Linked DNA regions of Homo sapiens: region 2 is linked to region 1. A link is a loop called in an ENCODE intact Hi-C map of the cell type or tissue named here. Cell type or tissue: GM12878. All regions are shown on one strand. Links, peaks and the distances in the headings refer to the core of each region. The heading gives the core; the rest is flanking DNA.

Evidence for each region. A loop is a pair of places that touch in the nucleus more often than their neighbours do. Peaks named below come from ENCODE experiments on the same cell type or tissue, not always from the same donor. Only the 100,000 strongest peaks of a DNase experiment are listed, where the experiment ranks them.
Region 2: a loop joins it to region 1, with 2.0 times the contacts of the local background. A loop is called at or near these places in 2 of 110 quality-filtered maps.

What each region holds. Positions count from the first base shown.
Region 1 is chr1:186,805,223-186,808,151 of GRCh38, reverse strand. No RefSeq gene overlaps it. Among named protein-coding and RNA genes, the nearest start is that of PLA2G4A, 22 kb to the left of the region's middle. In GM12878, for the core only: a CTCF peak has its summit at 1,473 (motif pointing right); no DNase peak of the experiment used is centred there.
Region 2 is chr1:186,863,659-186,866,587 of GRCh38, reverse strand. All of the region lies in intron 2 of PLA2G4A (phospholipase A2 group IVA), which reads right to left. Among named protein-coding and RNA genes, the nearest start is that of PLA2G4A, 36 kb to the right of the region's middle. In GM12878, for the core only: no CTCF peak of the experiment used is centred there; a DNase peak (open chromatin) is centred at 1,117.

The DNA of each region.
Region 1 (2,929 bases), core at 159-2,658:
CAAGCGATCCTCCCACCTCAGCCTCCCCAAAGTGCTGGGATTACAGGCGTGAGCCACCATGGCTGGCTCTCACGAGCATCCTATTCTTTTCTTTTAATTGATATTGTGTGGTGGTAAATATGCAATGACTACTAAAACTGGCACCAGTACTTCTAATAAAGAGTCCAGTGACTACTAGCGATGGTAAATAATGATGGCAAGGCAAATAATACCTAAATATTATGAAGATATTTTGCCTTATGAACCTCCTGATAAGATTTTGCAGACTGCCCAGGTATCCACGTGTCACCTTCTTAGAACTACTGCTTTAGAGCCTTCTGATGATAGCTAATGCTTATGGTCCCTTCCCATGTGCCAGCTGCTACTCCAAGTGCTGAGTTACTTTATCTGAGTAAGTGCCGAGATACTTAATCTGAATTTAGCATCTCTTTTTCTTTGATAAGAAACATGAATGTGTCCCAAATGAAGGAAGAGAGAATAGAGGAGGGACTATAATATTAAAATATTTTTCAACAGAATACATTGAATAAATGGCTTTCAGTAACTTGAGATCTAAAATATTTACTTTTAAATGATATGCACTGGCAATCTATAATAAAGTCAACATTTTTGTGGGACTTTAACACAAATTCCTCAATTGGCAAAGAAATTTACCAAAAATTTTAGCAAAAATTATTCCTACTTGGCGATATAGCACTTTTAGGAAGATCTGGTTCCTATTCTCAAGTTTATGTAAACTTAGAATCAAATTGTAGCTCCAGCTTTGCCACTTTCTTCAAGTGTTGCGTAATGCAAATCACTAAGTTTTAGGAGCTTTAGAGAATTAACACAAGAATTTAAAAGGACAGAAAATGATCTCACATCTTTGTCCATTAGAAGACCCAAAGCTGGATCAAATTCTAAGCCAACAGTTATCAGAAATGCTATTGGGTCTGACGTTCCCTTCTGGAAGCGGCCAGAAAGAGACCACTTTTGGTCTTTGGTCCCTACTTATAGGCATTGGAAAAATAGAAAAGGCTCTTAGATTCTCTAGAGACGTGAGTGTATACCAACCCCACTAATCTGACTGTCAAAACAATAAACAAAAACCCAACAAATAAAAAACGAATTTCACTGTATTTAGCATATATCATTTCATCTATCTTGTTTACTAACCTTAGTTTCTGTGTCTGTAAAATTGATCTAATATAATTGGCCTAAATAATTTAGTATAATCCAAGACTGACGACATAATTCCAAGACAACACATTCATTACTGGAATTGCTTTGATGTTATAAAAGCTAAGAGTAAAAGATAAGAATGGGCCAACTTCTCAAACCAACTTCTAAGCTTTCCTGAAATTACCAATTTTCCTTGTAATCTGAGATGAAGAAACATAGCATATCATCAGTCATAATAACTGATGGAAAAGGCCTGGAGACTTGGGAGTAAATGCTCAAGGATAACGACATAGCATTCTCCCGCAGGTCAGCAGGGGGTGTCACATCACCAGCCTTTGTGTTGTCGTCCAATAAGCTCCTATAGCTGTAGAAGAGATCTTTAAATAAAGCATTCAAATGAAACATCCACAGCAGCTCTTCTCACTAGTTTCCTCCATTCACTTAATGTGTTATTTTGACTTTCAGGCTTCTCTTCCCAGAAGTCTGCAGAAAAGTAATATATTACTACATACACATTTCAAATTCTCAGCTTATATTTTATGAGTATGTCTTTATCACTATCGAAAAAAATCAACCCATTTTGAAATAAGATTGAATCAGATTTCTCATGCTTTTCAAAAGAAACAGAAAACTATCTGCTCAAAAATAAACAAAACTATAGAATTTTTCACATGACAAGGAACATATAGGCTAAATGCGGTGGCTCACAACTGTAATCCCAGCACTTTGGGAGGCTGAAGCAGGAGGATTGCTTAAGCTCAGGATTTCTCAGCTGCAATGAGCCATAATGCACCACTGAACTCCAGCCTGGGCGACATATAATTATATATTTGTCCATAATGCAACTACTTTTAAAAGTAGTTCACACTGCTGCCTCTTGATTACCTACCTACACATCCAAACCCCTTGTGGTATTTTAAAATCCAGTATGCATATGGAACACACATAGCAGTGGAGATTTTTAGTGTCCTTGCATGCCCTTGAGAAAATACTGCGTAATAACCATGTCCCACCTTGAAACTGAAGTTTCAATAGTATTTACAGCATAGTTCATTAGGTTTCTGAATACCCTATTCAGTTATTTCAAAGCTTGTCCATGGTTAAAGAATAACAACATGACTATTTCCCTTTCCCCAAGGGAATTGTTTAAATTGCAATATCCTGTTTGGGGGATCTAGGACATTGACACCCATACTGAATAGCAAGCTTGTCCAACCAGCAGGCTGCCAACTTTGAATGTGGCCCTACACAAATTCGTAAACTTTCTTAAAACATTCTGAGATTTTTTTTTTTGCGATTTTTTTTAGCTCATCAGCTATCATTAGTATTAGCGTATTTTATGTGTGGCCCAACACAATTCTTCCTCTTCTAATGTAATCCAGGGAAGCCAAAAGATTCGACATCCCTGCTGAAAAGTAAAACCTCACTCTCTCAAAGTTGTAGTCTGGCTCTATTGTTCTAAATGGGGTCTCCTATGAGCTTTCAAAAATACTTCGATTTATAGACTGTTTTGAAATATAAATATATATATATATATATGACTTATTAGTTTCCAGTACATCTGGCTTATTAGTTTCCAGCATCAAGATGCCAGTAAGTTCTTATACTCATAGTTTATACCATGGTTTAAGCAGTATTATCTCAGAAGAACCAGACACAAACCAATTTTTTCTTTAGAAAATAATGACAATCAGTATGAATCAAAATAATCGAATTTGAAGTTTGGATGTTTGTCTTCAGGATCTCCAACTTCTTCATTATTATCTCT
Region 2 (2,929 bases), core at 159-2,658, 58 kb before region 1:
GTACAAAAAGATTGTTTTTATTATAAGGACTCATTGAATGTGAACCATATGTCATACATTCTACTAGACACCAACTGTCATTTAATATTCCAAACAACCCTAAAGAATAGGTGTGATTATATTTATAAATGAGTAAAATGAGACTCTGAGAGGCTCAGTAATTTCCCAGTTACTCATAGATAGTAAATGGTGAACTTTTACTAGAATTCAGCCTTGCTGTTCTGTGTCTGTGCCCATCTCTTTATAAGAGCTTTAAGGATTAATAAGAGAGTAACTATAATAAAGTAAGCACATATTCTTGGAGAAAGATGTTCAGTTTCAATCGATGATTATCCAAATAGTCTTTTGAGAACCGCTTACCATGTTTCCTGGGGCCACTATCACATGCAATTTCAAACTAGTCCAGACTGCACTAGGTTTCAACTTGGATAGGAGATGTTTGGTTATATCTCACGGATAGTGCCAGAGGAAATTATATTACTGAATTCACAACCAATATTCTCCAAGGGAAACTAATGACTCAGGACAATGGTGGCTGGTAGTTGGCAGAGAGAGATGTCATATTTCAATTGAGATGTCAAATCTAAGCTCAATCCGACTTAGTCACAAAGATTAAGCTTTGCCTTCAGGTTTTGGATTACTTTGAGTGTCTTTCTGCATTTAAAATCATTTCTATAGTAAAAACCAAGACAATTTTTCATTTCAAAATTACAATTTTCTATTCAGTAGGAAAACAGCTACTGTATTAAATTCATTCTGGATAAGTATATTGATATATGTAACTATGATTGGCATTGAAAAAAAGAACCAATTTATACCAAATCAATTTGATGATCTTCCTAATCTGTTTAAAACTCTACTGTTATAAGACAAGAACCAAAGAAACAATCATAAAATAAAGTTGATGGAAAATAAAGTAGATTCTGAATGCAAATATTGTTTTTCTCTATTCAACCTAACTTTGCCTAATTTTTAAAACTAAAACTGTTAGTATGACAAAGACTATGATGTGTGATTACTGAACCCAGAGATTATGATCACCACAACTGGCAATAGGCACCTTCTCAGAAATTTTTTTTAATAGTTGCATTGATGTCATTAATAAATCCTGAGGTTTTTTTGGTAAGATACTTATTTTCAGTTTCGCTTTCAGGTGTGGAGTTTCATTCTAATATAACTGTGAAGCACAGTCATTTTGCTATTATTCACCTACACTTTTTAAAGAATGATCAGCATTATCTATTTTTAGTCTAACAATACTATCTAATCTTTTTTTAAAAATTCTCAGACATGGGTTGGCCATGTGCAGAAATTATCTCAATGCTCAAAACACCTAATTTGGAACATAATTTGTTAGCTCTAGAAGACATCACTAAAAGAAAATCAAAATCAGAAATATGACTTGAGATTCTTCTCCCCTTGAACAAGAAATTTATCACCTGCACAAGTATATACATTAAGTTTGGCAATATATTATATTTTATATATATATATATGTATATATTTTTATTTTATTTTATTTAGACAGAGTCTCATTCTATCACCCAGGCTAGAGTTCAGTGGATCAGATGATCTTCCGACCTCAGCCTCCCAAGTAGCTTGGATTACAAGCACACACCACCAAACCCAGCTAATTTTTGTTTTTTGTTTTTGTTTTTGTAGAGATGGGATTTTGCCTTGCTTGCCAGGCTAGTGTCAAACTCCTAGGCTCAAGCAATCTGCCCACCTCAGCCTCCCAAAGTGCTGGGATTACAGGCATGAGCCACCACACCTGGCCTATAGTTGTATATATTTTTAAAAATAAAAGCAAATATAGAGTGCATTCTTATTGCAGTAAGAAGATTTTAAGTCCTCTTTTAATCACGAGTATAGGGACTGGTATCCAGAATATATAAGGAACTCAACTCAATAACAAAATAATAATAATAATAATAATAATAATCTGATTTTTAAAACAAGTAAAAGACTTAAATAGACATTTCTCAAAAGAAGACACTCAAATGGCCAACAAGTATATGAAAAAATGCTCAACATCACTTATCCTCAGGGAAATGCAAATCAAAACCACGATGAGATATTACCTCATCCCAACTAGAATTGCCATTAAAAAAACCACAAAAATGACAAATGCTGGCATAGATGTAGAGAAAGAGAAACATTTATACACTGTTGGTGGAAAACTAAATTTGTATAGCCATTGTGTAAAACAGTATGGAGGTTTTTCAAAAAAATTAAAAATGGTACTACCATATGGTCCAGCAATCCTACTATTGGGCATATATCTAAAGGAAATGAAAGCAGAGTGTCAAGGATGAATCTGCACTCCCATGTTTATTGCAACATCATTCACAATAATCAAGATGTGGAATCAACCTAAGTGCCCATCAATGGATGAATGGATAAATAAAAGTGGTACATATACACAATGGAATACTATTCAACCATAAGAAAGAAGGAAATCCTGTCATTTGTTCCAACAGGGATGAACCTGGAGGACATTATGCTAAATAGTTACATATTTGCGGTCAGGAGTGGTGGCTCATGCCTTAATCCCAGCACTTTGGGAGGGAGGCCGAGGAAGGTGGATCACCTGAGGTCAGGAGTTCAAGACCAGCCCGGCCAATATGGTGAAACCCCATCTCTACTAAAAATATAAAAAATTAGCCAGGCGTGGTGGCAGGCACCTGTAATCCCAGCTTCTCAGGAGGCTGAGACAGGATAATGGCTTGAACCCGGGAGGCGGAGGTTACAGTGAGCTGAGATCATGCCACTGCCCTCCAGTCTGGGCAAAAGAGGGAGACTCTGTCCCCAAAAAAAAAAAAAAAATTATATATTTGCACAGAAAAACAAATAGCACAACATCTACCCATATGTGGAATCTAAAGAAGTTGATGCCATAGAAGTAGAGAGTAAGATAGTGGTTACCAGA